Linked DNA regions of Homo sapiens: region 1 is linked to region 2. Evidence: chromatin loops called from intact Hi-C (ENCODE). Cell type or tissue: PC-3. All regions are shown on one strand. Each heading gives the region's core, and the rest is flanking DNA. Links, peaks and the distances in the headings are about the cores only.

Region 1 (8,348 bases), core at 60-8,059, 130 kb before region 2:
TATGTGATGGTTGAGGATCTTATGTGCATGATTTTATATATTTTGGGAGTCCATCTTTAAAAGTGAGTTCCTAAGTGTATGTGTGTTAGTGTGTATTTGTACAGAATATATATATAATATATATACACACACACATATATATACTCTGCATACACATATATACATATATATGAAATCTTATATATAGTAAAAGCATATATTTAAACTTCTATATGTGTGTATATATATGAGTATATATATATACACTCTGTATGTATATGCATATATATATACTCTGTATGTATATGCATATATATATACATATACATATATATATATATACATATACATATATATATATATATACATATACATATATATATATATATATATACACACACACACACACTCTATATGCATACAGAGTATATATACAGGTTGAGTGTCCCTTATCTGAAATGCTTGGCACCAGAAGTGTTTCAGCTTTCAAGTTTTATTCAGATTTTGGAATATTTGCATTATACTTATCAGTTGAGCATCCCAAGTTCAGAAATCCAGAATCTAAAATGCCTCAATGAATATTTCCTTTGAGTAACCTATAGGTGCTCAAAAGTTTTGGATTTGGAGTGTTTCAGATTTTGGATTTTCAGATTTGGGGTGCTCAACCTGCTCAAACTCTTATATATAGTGGTTTGGGATAAGTTGTTGCCAATGTCATTGCAGCAGTAATGGTAGGAAGAATTCTAAGGTGGCCTTTCAGGATTTCTGTCCCCAGTGCATACTTCCTGTATACTGTCTTCTCCTTCAATGTGGGCAACTTGTGAATATGATGGGAGATCAATCCCAGAGATTATTCTAATTAAATGAACCCTATAAAAGAGGGACTGAGTGCTCCTTGAGGTTGGAGAGATGCTCATGCTGGATTTGAAGAAGTCAGCTGCTGTGTTGTGAGACTGAAACAGCCCTTGGGAGGACCACAAGGCAAGATCTACGGGAGCCTCTCAGAGCTAAGAGATGCTGACCTTGCATCCAGAAAGAAAGTAGAGGCCTCAGTCTTACAGCAGCAAGGAATTGAATTCAGTCAAGATCTTGTGAGTTTGAAAGAGGACATGGAGTCCTCTTCTATCCCATCATCTCTTCTATCCCATCTAGGGATGTTGACCTTGGCTGACATCTTGATTTCAGTGTGGTGAGTCCTCGGACAGAAATTCTGCTATGCTGTGTAATTATATAATAAATGGATGTTGCTTCAAGCTGCTAAGTTTGTAGTAATTTTTTTAATGCAGGAAGAGAAAACTAATACATTCATGCTCAGTACAAATGGTGTGTAGGTTTTGAACATCAACAGGACTGGCATTCTCAAGAGAGGGAAAAGTGTGTCCACATTGTGCATGCCACAAATTACCTACTATAAAGAACATCAAATTATAAATGGTAGTAGTGGTTGTTATATTCCTCTTCTTGTCAAACATCTCATTTTCTCTTCTGCCTTAGGGGAAGTAGCTAGTCCTTTGTTTTTCAAAAGGAACAGAAGTTTGTTTGAATTCTGATTTGGAGCTTCAAAACACAACATCATACATCAAGATGCAGGATGTGTTGTTCTGCGATTAAATAATTATTCCTGTGAGTTCCCAGTTTTTCATTTGCACTGCCTTCTAAAGAGGAGCCTGGCTTGTTAGCAGACTGCTCTTTTGGTTTAATAACTAAGAACTGGAAGGAAAGGGAAGGGAAAGGATGACAGGAGGCACTAATGCCAGGGTTGGGGGGATTTTGTTCTGAGAAATTTGTTGTAGGAGAATGAGAGTTCTTTCTGACCTGAAGGCAGGATTCCATATTCCTGGTGTTAGGAACATTGTCCTGCATGTAGTTGGTATTAATGTATATTTTTAAAATAAACTAAATTTAACAAAGACATGGATAGCAGGGAAAAAGGGCAATTTTAAAGATGTATCTCTGTTCTACAAATCCCCTTATGGTGTTAAAAATAGAAATAAATAACTGAGGTTATTTTGAAACTACTTTTGTGTCCTAAACTCTGTTCTTCGAACTGTATTCTGTTCACTGAGGTTAAATCTCTTTTGTGATACCACTAAGTCTGTACCAGGGAGATCAAAGATTTGTGAGCATGAATTGAGCACAATTTCTTGAGTGCTTCTGACATTCCTTGTACTGGGCCCTCAGAGACACAGTGATGAATGCAATGCAGGCCTTGCCTTCAGGGCTTCCAGTGCAGTCAGACCAGGAAATCAGTCCTTACTGTTGTTTAGGTCAGCAGGAGAAGGGCCAACCCATAAAGGCCCACAGGCTCTAGCAGTGGCCCTTGCAGCCATGCCATAGATAGGATGGTACAGTAGGCCTACAGCCCAGGCAGGTCCAATTTGCCCTCCTGAGCAGAAGTGAAACATAAGAACCAACCATCTTTCTCTTTACTGCAATGAATGGCTGATGTCCTCAGCCCTGATTTTATCCCATGATTGAGATATCCAATGTAATTATTAGTATTCTCAATCATATACAGGAATATAAAGACTTAATGAAAAAAGATCAGCATAGTTTTTATCTGGAGTGACTTTTCAATAAAGCACCAACATATAAAGCATCAGTAGTGACACATGGAAAGATAAAGCTATTTATTCTTTTTAGAATAATGGTTAGCAAACTACAGCCTGGCCAAAATCCAGCCATTCCCCTGGTTTCATAAATAAACTTTTATTGGAGCACAGTCATGTTCATTTGAAAACATAGTGTTTATGACTTTCATGATTCAATGGCAGAGGTGAGTATTTGAGGCAGAGACCGTTTTGCCTACCAAGCTTTCCTAGGCAAGAGCTTTAATCCATACCTTTCTGAGGTCAGTTTTGTGAAATTCATGTGGCAAGGAGTTTCCATCCTCACGTAGAGATGTAAATGAGAGGCCTTTAGTAAATAATAGAATTGAATAGAATTGGTTTGCCTGTGAATAAAACAAGGCATTTATTACGAAGATTTGGAGAAAGTTTCTGAAGGCCACAAAACCTGAGAATTAGGGCATGTCAATTATAATTCTTTCTGTGTGTGTGTGTTAAAAGATCACAATTACTCCCTGGAAATATGTTTACAGCAGCAATTCCCAACTGAAGGGACAGCCGAAAATGTTTGCAGACATTGTCACAACCCAGGGGAAATTGCTACTGGCATCTACTGGCCAGGGATGTTGCTAAACATATTACTATGCACAGGACAGTCCCCACAACAAATGTTAGTGTTGTGGAGGTTGAGGAACTCTGGCTCAGAGGTTTTATTAGCTTTTGAGGGCAATAAGAGGACTTACGCAATCTATTTATTTACATTTTGATGTAGCCCAATTTGCCTATTTTTTCTTTTGTTGCCCCAATAATTTTTTTTTTTTTTTTTTTTTTTTGGACAGGATCTCACTTGTTGCCCAGGCTAGAGTACAGTGGCACGATTACAGCTCACTGCAGACTCGACCTCCCCAGGCTCAGGTGATCCTCCCACCTCAGCCTGCCTAGCAGCTGGGACTACGGGTGTGCACCTTCATGCCCAGATAATTTTTGTATTTTTAGTAGAGACATGGTTTTGTCATGTTGCCAAGGCTGGTCTTGAACTCCTGATCTCAAGCGACCTACCCACCTCCGTCTCTCAAAATTGCTGGGATTATAGGCGTGAACCACTGTGCCCAGCCCACTTATCCGATTTAGATAGTCATGTAGGTAGAGGGAAAGAGCATGTCTAATTTGCTCAAGAAGAAGCCTATGAAACAGCAGAATCTATTCTACACCTTTAGAACCACCACTGATTTATTTGTGGGCAAAGAATGAATCTTCAGTTCCACCTATCTTTTGAAAAAAATCCTTGAACTTATCATTAACATTTATGCTATTAATAGTTTCCCTAGGGCTGCTCTGACAAGTTACTGTTCTACACACTGTTTGGTTTAAACAACAGAAATTGTCTCATACGTCTGGAAGCTAGAAGTCCAAGATCAAGGTGTTGGCAAGTTTGCCTCCTTTTGTGGGCTGTGAGTGTCTGTTTCCTGCTTCTGTCTTAGCATCTGGTGGTTGGCTGGCAGTCTAGCTTCTGCTGCATCATCCTGATCTCTGTCTTCTTTTTCACACAGTATGTATATGTGTGTGTCCCTGTGTCCAGTTTCCCCTTTTTATAATGACACCATCATGTTGAATTAGAGCCTACCCTAATGACTTTATTTTAACTTGATTCCTCTGTAAAAACCTTATCTCCAATAAAGCCACATCCTGCGGTACTGGGGATTAGTATTGTAACATCTTTGTTTGGGGGGCATACGATTCAACCTTCATAGCACCATAGATGATGACTATTTTAAAAATGGTCAGTTCAGTGGCTATGAATTTCTACAATTTACTGAGGGCCCACTTTCCTTTTGAGCATCTAGAAAGACAGCCATTTCAAAGAGATTCAGTGTGAAAGATTTAAATGAACTTCCACTGTCAAATAACATGAAAAGGAGTTTGCTTTCAAGCCATTCATGGCCCTTTTTCCATCACAAAAAGTGGCCTTAAAACTCTTCAGACATTCAACAAAGTTAGTGTATAAGCAATAAGGAATATAAGTTTGCTTGCAGAACAGCTACATTTGTCCTGAAATGAAAGATAAGCAATTTACTTTGTGTTTAAAGGGAGACTGAGTCTGGCGGTCCTGCCTACATTATTGCCTCCTCCCTGTTCCAAACGGTCTCACTCCAGCTTGTGAGCGCCTTTGGTGGTCAGTGAGACCATTAAACAAAAGAGCCCAATGTGCTGGCTGCAATCTGCCACCCAAAAGTGACCAGCCAAAATTACCTGTGACCTTTCCCAGGAGAGTGAGCCGAAAACCCTTTCTTGAAAGAGGGAGCAATAAAGAAATTTGGACTTAATTCTTTCATGGGTGTGCTCATAGGAATGTTCATTGGCGAGACACTAAGAATAAACTCAGTTATTGAAGAGGGAGCTGGGAAGTTGACAGGCATGGCTAAACCCAGCAGAGGAATTTGATGAGGAAATTAGATGCTGTATAGATGGTGTGTAGAGATTAGTCTTCTGAAAGCCAGGATTATTATATAAGTAAGTGGGGGAAGGGTCTCTGCTTTGTGACTGACAAATTCCATTTATACAGGTATTCTTCTAGCTAATTAGACCCATAATGCTGCATTTGTTTATACATTTCTAGCAAACCCTTTTCATGGAGTAGTTTAATGAGATGAAACACCAGAGGGGCAGCATTTTCCCTTCAAAACTAGATCTCAGCAAAAATAATTAAGATTAATAAAAATATGTAGCTAAAACCTGTCCCAGTAACAGATTTCTTTCAATGAGAGCAATACATTTTAAGCTGCATACATTCATTAATATTTGAATATGAGTGTGCGTATAAACAATGAGAACTCTAGCTATTTCAGGTAGGGCACTGCAATAGCATAACACAGAGAGAAACAGAGGCATAAAAAACCCTTCCCAAATGAGCATTTTTTTTTTTTTTTTGAGACGGAGTTTCACTCATGTCATCCAGGCTGGAGTGCAATGACGTGATCTTGGCTCACTGCAACCTCGGCCTCCCGGGTTCAAATGATTCTCCTGCCTCAGCCTCCTGAGTAGCTGGGATTACAGGTGCCCACAACCATGCCCAGCTGATTCTTATATTTTTGGTAGAGACGGTGTTTCACCATGTTGGCCAGGCTGGTCTCAAACTCCTGACCTTTGGTGATCTGTCCCCCTCAGCCTCCCAAAGGGCTGGGATTACAGACGTGAGCCACCGCGTCCAGCCACAAATGAGCATTTTAAAATCATATTCAGTGATGCATATCCCAACAGACCAAAACAGCTCATCTTTGTTACCTGCAACCCTCACACAATTGTCCATTTTAGAAGGTTTTTGTAATTCTGCTTTCATTCAAATGAACAAATGAGATGATCCATAGAGGGCTTCTTTTGCACATTACCTGGCATATAATAAGTGCTCAATAAAATTGATTTTCTCATTTTAATTGTATTTGCCCACAACTCCTGGCTGCCAATCCCATATACACACATTATAAGCAAAGATGCCAGGTGTTGGCTAAAAGTCGTGTAATTACACGAATCTCTACTGTGAACATCATTCAGCTCTGCTGGTGCTTTGCTTGGCATCCTCACGTGCAGCCAGACCGGTTGCAGATTAAATGGCTTGTTTACACTGTGGTAAACAAATTTTATATGTGGATTTTTTTTGACAGCCATTATGACCCTTTGTGGGAAAAACTCAACCTTACCAAGCTAAAAATTCAAATGACATCAAATATGGTTCATGTTTCAGATCATACAGACCAATTTTTCTGTCCAAAGCCAAAAGATGTAGGAAGAAGTATTTGCCTGCTTAACGTCACGCATGAAACCAGCAAAGCTACATCATTTTGGGACGTCTAAAACTGGTTCATTGTTGATTCTTTAAAAAATTGTGCAGTTCATCTGGTCTTATAGTCATGACTCTTAAAGAATGATTAATATTTGCTTTTGTGATTGTTTGTTTAAACAATGTATTCACCATGTCACTCAAAAGAGAAAAAAACATAGCTTACTAATGAATTAATTTCCTGGAGCTTAGTTAGGTAGTAAAGACAATTCTAATTAATCATTGGTTGCCATAAACAAGACATGCAGAGGTCTCATGCAGAGACCTCTCCAAGACTATCTGGGTTGAAACTGTATGTGATTGGCTTAGAGACCTTCACTGAATGATAGATGCCATCAACATCATAAGTAGATTTTCCTCCTCATTTCTAAATACAACCCAATATTTTGTTTATATAGTGAGAAATGAATCACAAATGAAAAAAAAAACAAGGAATTATTTACTAATGATGATGTGTTATTTAAAGGAAGTTAGGTTATTTAATGTAAAATATACTTGTTCAGCATACACATTTTACAAATGTATGCTACTTGAAGTAGTAATAGCATGCAAATTGCACATATTGCAAAAACTTCTAAGTTCTTTGCATATATTTACTCATTTATTCCTTAAAAAAATCTAATAAGCAAAAAGTATTTTAAGCCCATTTATCAGATTAAGAAACTGAGACCCAGAGAGCTTAAGTAATTTTCCCAAAATCATACAGCTAGTAGGTGGCAGAGGTGACTTTCAAACTCAGGCAGTTTGGATCCAGATCTCATTCTCTTAAATATCATACTACCTCTTAATGAAAAAAGAAAAAAAAAAAGAGAGAGAGAGAAAAAAGTTCATGATGGAAGAAAGATCTCAAAAGAAGAAGGCACTCAAATCAACTATCTAAACTTTTACTTTCAGAAACCATAAGAAATATTTGGGTTTAATAAATGCAAGAAGAAGAAAATAAATAAAAGAATAGAAATCAATGAAATTAAAAACAAAAAGCCATATAGAAAATCAATAGACTAGTTTAGACATGAAACCAGACAAAAGAGTTAGAGTCTGGATCTATTTATACATTGCATACAAACAATTGATTTTATTTTTGATTCATAATGTTGAAAATTCACTTTGAGGATCTTTATATAACTTCAGCCCTGATACCAGACCATCATATCTAGTCACTATATTTAGAAACTACTTAGAAGTTCATATTATAAGCTGGAGTGTTTCTTTTGTAACCCAACAATTTTACACTTAAATAAAAAGCATGTGGTTTGAATATGTATCAGTGTTTTGTGCACTCCCATTTTCATTTCACAGTGGTTTCACATACTGCTGAATTAGTTATTTTAGGCATAAAAATCATCAGCTTTTTCTGAAGTGAACATCCTGCCTCACAAAAGATGCAGAAGAAGTACAGTGCCATCGAATTAGTCACGGATGCTTGCTTTGATTTTTTTTTTTTTTTTTTTTTTGCAAACTCTGCCAAACCAGAACTGTTTCAGGGGTTCGTTTTACCTTTAAATGGAAGGACCAATTCCTAGGAGGAAATTATATTTTGCACATTAGGGTTAAAAATTATGTTTATTTTATTTTTGCAGCCAAAGAATTGCAACAAAACAGTTTTCTCTTTGCAGCTACTATTTACCGAGATAGCCTTTAAAAAGATCTCTCGTTTTCCTGAGAACTCTGTTATTTCAAGTATGTTTTCTTTCTCTATTTTTTTGCCAGCTGTGAAAATTTTTATAAAACAGCTCCAATATGAATCTTTTATGACTATTCTTCAGTCATCTGAGTTATACTGAGCATGTAAGACATAAGAGATACCCACTTTGGATACCAGTTCAGAGAGAGAGAGAGAGAGAGCAGCAGCATGCAATCCACACAAAGGAAACTCAATCCTCTAACAGCTAATTAAAAAAGCATTACTTTCCACCAGGCCTGACCTCCAGCCATATAAAGGATAAAGATGGCTGTCTGTCAATCAT
Region 2 (8,348 bases), core at 339-8,338:
CACCCCAAATGAAATATAACTAAAGTTGTATTTTTTAAACACACATATATATTTTTTTCTTTATCTGATGTTCCATTCAAATATCTAGTTAAATGTTCTAGATATTTATTCATCACAACAACTGAGACTCTTTTGAGAATGAAAGGGGGCACTTTTAATAATTACACTGAGGGAACAGGTGTCAACTGGAGACGTCCTCGGCAAACCAGGACATATGGCCACCCTATGATTAGTGCTTTTTCAAGTTACAACAGTTGTTGACTCCTGCATTCTGGGCCATACTTCTCATCTCTCTGAATCCCACCTCCCTTCATCTTGTACTTTCTCTTTCAGTGCTTTCTACGTGAGATCTCTTTATCCTCCCCCATTTATTCAATAACTAGTTAATGAGCATGTTCCACCTGTCAGATATTATTCTAGTAGCTGGAGACACAAATATGGCCCTGGGTCTCTAGATGCTTATATTCCAGCCCGAGTTGGGAGCACGCTTTAACTAGTTATATAATTAGGTATTTTATAACAATTTCGAAGCATGCTACAAAGGTGAATCACACAGTGCCTGGGAGCATATAACCTGTCCTGTCTGGAAAGTCAGAGAAACCTCTTTCTTTACAGATGCCATCTTAATAAAATTCTAGGGACTGTGTTTATTATTCCTCATCTCTATCAATTGTTAAAACTATATTTTTTCCTGCTATCGTCGTCTTCTGCCTCCCTTCTTTTTTTATTATTTTTGTTAACATTTCTGGTCTTCAGTTTCTTTTTTTCTACTAATATTTTATAGGGGTGACACCAAGATGTGCTACACTGAACCCAACTTCTGCATGTTTAAGACAAGGTATGCAAAATTAAATGAATCTATACTCCAGTTTTGTGAATAATAATTCACAGATACACAATATAATGCAATAAAAGATGGCTGTGCTACCTGATCAGATGCCTGATTAGGTACCAGTGGACAAGTTTGCCAAGGAGGAGTCCAAAAATCTTGCCTTAGTCAATACATGATTAAGTTGCTTCCCTTCAGTACTTGCCTGTTCTTTATTTCATGCCTCTTCTTGACTCTTCCCTTAAATGTCAGCACTCCCTAAGGTTCTGTCCTTTACCTTCTTCTAATTTTTTTTCTTTGGAAAACTCTTCTACTTCCATGGCTTAAGCCACCACTTCCATACAGATGGCTCTGGAAACTTTTTCTTCTGCTCTCTAGGGAGTTCTCTACAAAGAACGATCCTGCATTTGCAGCTGTGTGCCAGACAGTGTCACAGCCCAAGCCACTGGCACTGCCCAGCTCATGCCACCATAATCTTTCATCTTGATTATTGCAAAAACCTTCTGACTGGTTTCCCTGTCTCCAGCCTTGCTCCCACCCAAATCAATTTTGCCTCTACACCACAGCAAACGTGATCTTTCTAAACTGCTTGTTATTGTGCTAACCCTCTTCTTAAAACTCTTCCCTAGCTCACTGTTGTTCCTTAATTAAAACCCAAGCTCTTAACAGAAACTGACACTATCTGCATAACCTGGCCTCTGTTTTTCCCTCTAGACTTGCCAACAACCACTTCCCACCTTATATATAGAGAGCACTTCCTGCTCTATAACCCATGTTGTCTCTTGACTCTAAGCCACCACACATGCTCTTTCTTGTTCTGAACATGCTCTTTTCCTCTCCTGACTTTCACTCATCCCTCAGGCCCCAGCTCCTTAGGAGCTTTCCTAGATTTCCAAGTCTGAGTCAGGTGCTCTTACTATGTGCTTTCTCACAGCACCCTCTACCCTTGTTATCAAGCCCCGTTTTACTCTTGCCTTTAGCTTACTCACTTTCTCCACTTGGCTGTGAAGTACAGTATGGGATGTAAATACTTCTATAGAATGGGAAGATTGAACACTCAATAGCTGTTAGTGTCTTGTGAAGGTCTTAACAAGCGGTTAAACTTTGGTATGAGGGATGAGAAGTCCACAGAAGGAAAAGCATTAGCAAAGATGTGTCTAGAGATTGGAAAATGCAAGGCAAATGTAGTTATTAAATCATACAGAGTGACATATACACTCATATAGGAAAATAATGGGAGCCTGCTGGACATTAGATTTACCTGGGGAACTCTTATTAAAACACCAATACCTGGGCTCCACCTTCAGAGATACTGACTGAATTATCCAAGAAAGAGACTCAGACAAAAGCATTTAAAAAAAGCTTTCTAGGCTAGAATTGAGAATCATGACTCTAGGAGGCAATGGAAACTTTGGAAGTTTTTGAGTATAATCTAGTATATATTAAATTTGTAATAAAAAATGTGTCAAATGAATGTTGATGTCGCACACACCAGATATCTTTGTTATTGGTTTTCAGAAATTTTTCATGTTTTATAAAAATATGTTTATTCATTAAAAAAAAGCCTCAATGACTTTATTCCCCTTTGTTACAGGTAATGTGTAACAGTCCACAAAAGCCACTTAATTATCTCATGCTTTAAATTTTATTTTTTCTTTCCTTGTGCGTAAACACAATTGTTTTAAACATGATTTGAACTGTTTTTTTTTTTCCAGAATGTGCATCTTTATTTTTCCTGAATATTTCTATTGTCTAAATACCTTAGTAAAGTTTACTGCTTCTACGGATGGCCTAAAAGTTCTGGCAATGAAAGAAGTAAAGTGTGAATGTATCCTTAATACCAGCTATTCAGATGTCTTCATCAATTATTATGTGAAGTCTTTCCAGTTCTATCCTAAACTGTAGAAACTCTTCCAGTTAAACTACAGAGCATGATAAGAGTTTCATAACATGCTGCCTCCAAGAAGTAATTTCGTTGTACCAAATTCATTTTCACTTTTAATAATCTTGATCTGATCCTGTATCACTAATAGAGGCTTTAAAAACAATTTATATATTTACTAGACACTATGAGGTTCATGATGCTCTTAGTTTTTACAAATAATAAATATGTATATACATTTTTTTACAAATAATAAATGTGTACATACAGATTTTTCCTGCTATTATCTGTACATACACATTTATTATTTATTATTTTCAAAAATGATAAATTACTTTTTACACCTTTATTGTTTGTAAAAAAATGTGTGGTAATGTCAGAATTCCTAACTGTTAACAGTTATCTCTAAGAAGGTCTAAAGTTTTTATTCTAGGACTTGAAGGGGACGTTAGCCGTATTATATACTACTTTTCTCAAACTTAGTTCTCAACTCAATATACTGTATTTGACAGGCAAACACAGGTATTATATCATGATAAAACAATAGTGGTGCAATTATTTCTTAGATTGAAAGAGGTGCAATCATTGCACTCTTGCAAGAGTAAAGGAAAAAACAGAATTGTCATTATCCAATGAATTAATAGGGTTCTAATCCCACTTAAAGAAGAATTTTGTTTTTCTGAGGAATTCCAGTATTTATGCTCCTGTGAAGCATTTTCTAATATTTGACTCTTTAGTTAGGGGCCAGGATATATTTTTTTTCTAAGTGAGAAGGAAATTGGTTATAAGCAAATTAATTTGGGGAAATAGTAAGATTTAAAACTCCCATATTTTCATCAGATACCACATTTTTCTGGAGTTCTGGCTATCCTTTGTTCTTATATTTCCAAAACATCTAGTAAATTACAAAATGCAATGGGAAACTTTAAGCCCACAGCCCAGCCCTTGATAAATAATCAAACAACAATTGAGTATTTATGCTTGCACTGCAATAGAAAGGTTAGAGTTCATTGAAAAATCCTCTTAATTTAAGAATTGTAGTTGTTCCATACAATCATAAATAAAAGAAGTAATTATAAACTTTGGGGTAAAAGGACTAAAAATGTTTTTGAGAAAAATATGGCTTTCTAATCTAATTGAAAGTAAGGGAAATTTTTTTTTGTCTTGTAATGTATGATTATATATAGTTGTGTGTGACTGGTGAATGATGTTTAAAGAGGTTGCTCAAGGTTACAGGAAAAACCCTAAGGAATTCTTGCAGCAACATCCTGAAATAAGAGCTCCTGCATAATAGATTCACTGTGGTTTCCTTAGTGAAGTGAGCCTTCTGTGAATACACAATCTTTAACTATACAAGATCAAGAGGAGAATTGAGTCATGCATTGGAATGCTTTTAGCTTTGGTTTACCCCTCTGTTTAAAGAAGAGAGTTATGAGATTTGCTTAATTTGATCATTTTCCTCTTTCCTTTGGTAATCTCCTTCCTGTATTACAAGATATATAATGCTTCCTTCACACTTCAAATGAAAGTTGAAATGATTTTTTCATTTCAACTTTGTTGTATGTTGTAGACGCAAGGTCAAAAATTTACATCAGGTATCTGAATGTGTAGCATATACAACTGAGTGTTGAAAGAAGACAAAATCGTTTTCATCACGAAGAATATGTGCTCAGTAAGAATCAGAATGTTCAATTGTGTGAAGGTGGGAGATGGGAAGATTGGTATTATGGCCTGGATCCAGAAATCAGGTATTTACCCAAAATTATCTCTATAGTTTTCACCTATCACCTATTCATTTAATATCTTTACCATAATTTTTTATTTTAATTAAGAGTCAGTAATCTTTTCGTGCTGCTAGATAAGAGCCTCGACATTTTAAAGGCAGACATTTTTCTCATATTAGGTTCTAGATATAGTGTATGACAGTGGGACTCCTAGTGGGATTTTCTTGAGTTCGTAGCACCTGTTGAAGATGCATATAATAAAAGAATAAAAGATAAAAAATCAAAGAAATGTTTGAAGAGGTATTCTGGGGGACTTGATCTATTGGTTATTAAAAATGTAATACAGGGCCACATTAACAAGGCAGAGTGGTTTAGATTCAAGAATCAAAAGGCAGATTCAAGAAATAGGAAAAAAAACTAGAAACAAGTCCTAATTATGATAAGTATTTTCTATATGACAACAGTACCACTGCAAATAACCATAAGCAAACAAATAAACAAAACTCCAATAAACCAAATAAAATCATTAAATAAAAATACAATCGAAAAATCAAATAAATTACAAAGATATATAATGAATGCTGCTGTAACAGTAGATTAAATAAACTATCTTCAAATATTATAACCAAACACATTTCAGATAAATTAAAAATTAATGTCAAAAAATAAAATGATACATAATTTATATAAATAATAATATAATTCCAGATTTCAGAAAAAGAAGTAATCACTAAAGAAGAAAAAAATCAATATAAAAAGCCCAAGCTGTGATACATTAAATCCTTTCATAAGCAAAATTAAGGGATCAGCAATAAATTCGAAAAGTATTTTCAGAAAAATGACAAAGGGTTATGTCATTAAATAGAGCTCATGCCAACCAGTAAGTTTGCCAATAGGAAAGAGGTCCAAGTGTTTCTAAATAAGAGCTCACAGATGAGGAAAATATTTGTGACTACTAAATATAATAAAACATGTTACCAACTTAAAATGAGATATCACTTTGTCTGCTGGATTAGTGAGGACAAGGGGATATACAATGGGATTTCACACATCCTCCATCCCACCCGCCAGCCCAACCCTATACTAGACGGGTTTGCTCACCCAACTTCCCTTCCGAGACCATAGTCTGAGAATAATAGAAAGAATAAAGGATAAAAAATCAAAGAAATGCTTGAAGAGGTATTCTGGGGGGCTTGCTTTACTGGTTATTAAAAATGTAATACAGAGCTACAATAACAAGCTACTCTTCAAGTACAGGGAAGAGACAGAGAACAAGTATCCTTTTATAAGAGCAGATTCATTGCTGTGTTAATGTTTTGCTGTGAGCCTGGGTCTGGAGGAGCTGTTTTTCTTGATTCCCTCCTATTTTGCAGGATTGCAATGCTACTGGAGATCCCTCTTTGACCCCAGGACTAGGATGGAGAGAAAAAAATAAAACTGAGATAGTGGGAAGGGGAGGATGACTCTCTAATGTCTGTCTGAGATAGCCTCAGTATGCACAGTTGGTCATTTAGAAGGAAAGTAAAGAGGTGTTTTGTATCATGCTGTGAGCCACATGTGTATGTCAGGTTGTCTAATCCGATGATGTTCTTTTGAGTAGTGGACTAGTAGGACATAAAGGATGGTTAAGGGGTTGGTTATATTAGCAGAACTTGTCCAAAATAGTAATGCAGGATGTAAATGAGAGAATATTGAGATAGTCACTCTAATACTGACACTGATGACAGTTCTAATTGATACAAGCTTTCTATAAAGCATTTAAAGTACCAAGAGTCTTACATTTTTAAAAATATCTTCTTTGACCCCCTAACTACATTTCTTAGTATTACTCATTGACCACACTTTTGAAAAGCACCACTTTATGACAGGCAAAGGAGATGACAGATACAGCAATTAACAAGGCAGTCCAGGTACTTGTTCTTATGGTACTTTCATTCTAGTGGGGCCAAGAGAGAATAGACAATAACCATGTACATAAACAAATAAGTAAGATATTATAGAAAGTGACATGTAGAGTGAAGAAAATAAATTGGAGTAATATGTTAAAGAGTGACCAGGGGTTGTCAGGGACACTCTCTTTGAAGAGGTGATGTATTAGTGAGCGTTCTCCAGAAAAACAACCAGTAGGATGTATATACATTTTAATAGTGTGTGTATACATATCTCTAGATAGACAGATAGATATATAGATAGATAGATAGTTACATACTTACGTGCATACATATGTGTGTGTGTAGAGAGAGAGAAACAAAGACAGAGAAAGGTTTATTTTAAGAAATTGACCCTGGTGGCAGGCGCCTGTAGTCCCAGCTACTCTGGAGGCTGAGGCAAGAGAATGGCGTGAACCCAGGAGACGGAGCTTGCAGTGAGCCGAGATTGTGCCACTGCACTCCAGCCTGGGCGACAGAGCGAGACTCTGTCTCAAAAAAAAAAAAAGAAAAGAAAAAGAAATTGACTCACATGACTGTGGGAGCAGGCAAGTCTGAAATCTGCAGGGCAGACCAGCAGGCTGGAAACCCAAGGAAGGATTGATGTTGTACTACTGCATCTGAAATCAGTCTGCAGGCAGAATTTCTTCTTCTTCGGGGACCTCAGTCTTTTCTCTTAAGGTCTTCAACTGTTGGATGAGCCTCGCTCATATTATGGAGGATGAGATGTTTTACTCAAAGTCTACTGACTTAAATGCTAATCCCACCTAATTTATCTTCACGGCAATGAAGACCAAGCAAGTTGGTTTTGCTCTTATTTGACCAGGCAAGTGAGCACTGTAGCCTACCCAAGTTGACTCATCAAATTAATTACCACAGGTGATATTTCAGCTGATAATCGAATAACAATATGTAACCAGCCACGTGTGGTCCTGGTGGAAGAGATGCAAAGGCTCTAAAGCAGAAGAGTGTGCAGTGGGAACAAAAAGACCCAGTGTGCTGGGTCCCAGTGATGTGCTGTGGCCTGTTCATATTGCCTCTAAGAGCTGATTACAAACATCTCTTTTCAATAGCATGGTCAGTGACATCACGCTGGTAGCTTGAAATCAGTAAGGATTTATACCAGAGGAGTATGTACACCAGAGTAATCAGCAAATGCTACAAACCAGGACTTTTATTACTCCCACTTTTTAACATTTACCAGCAAAGTACTGATGGGAAGAGCGCAAGGGGTAGGCATGGGCCTTAGATGGCACATCTAAAAGCTTAGCTCTCAGTCTCAGTGTGATGATTGACATTTTCAAGTCGTGTTACAAGTCAAAACCATTCGTATTGTGGTGTACTCTTGAACAGGCTTCATAGGGCGGCAGGATTTCAAGTAGGAAAGCTAATGAGAAGATTACTGAAGCAGTCTAGAGACGAGATGATGGAGACTACACTAGAGTGTGGCAGGCACCAGGAGAGATAAAAAGCTTTGAAGGGCACATTTTGAATGAGGTGCCGATAGCTCTTGGATGGAGGAAGCTGCAGTGAGAGAAATTAAGAACGACCCATGGATTATTGACCTAAGCAAATGGGCCTACCCATGTTGGGGGATCTCTTATGACATGGGAACATTTGGGAGGGACAGTTTCAACAGGGAAATGTGGCAGGGGAATCAGTTGTTGCTTTGGCCCCATTGACTTTGAGATGCCTCCTAGATTTTGAAATGCCTGAAGCCATTAAGGAAGAACTTTTATATGTGAGCTTATATTTGGAACTCAGTGGAAAGGTCAGGACTGGAGATGTAAATTTGGGAATCATCTCCATACAAAGACTAACTTTCCTAAGGAAATAATCAGAAATTCAGACAGACTAATAGGTTAAAATAAAAGAAGGACACAGAAATGTATATGCTAAATGGCTGAATAAGGAGGATATATTGACATAATTAGTCAATAAGCCATAATTCCACTTGCTGTAGCTAGTGTAATTATGAGTAATTT

The links. A loop is a pair of places that touch in the nucleus more often than their neighbours do. Peaks named below come from ENCODE experiments on the same cell type or tissue, not always from the same donor. Only the 100,000 strongest peaks of a DNase experiment are listed, where the experiment ranks them.
Region 1: a loop joins it to region 2, with 11 times the contacts of the local background. A loop is called at or near these places in 3 of 110 quality-filtered maps.

What each region holds. Positions count from the first base shown.
Region 1 is chr6:132,965,389-132,973,736 of GRCh38, forward strand. No RefSeq gene overlaps it. Among named protein-coding and RNA genes, the nearest start is that of LINC00326, 120 kb to the right of the region's middle. In PC-3, for the core only: no CTCF peak of the experiment used is centred there; a DNase peak (open chromatin) is centred at 6,403; H3K27ac peaks cover 3,789 bases.
Region 2 is chr6:133,095,726-133,104,073 of GRCh38, forward strand. It overlaps LINC00326 (long intergenic non-protein coding RNA 326), which reads left to right. Exons shown (of 4, transcript NR_026969.1): 2 at 785-838; 3 at 4,282-4,459. Among named protein-coding and RNA genes, the nearest start is that of LINC00326, 12 kb to the left of the region's middle. In PC-3, for the core only: no CTCF peak of the experiment used is centred there; DNase peaks (open chromatin) are centred at 4,016 and 6,316; H3K4me3 peaks cover 580 bases; H3K27ac peaks cover 3,592 bases.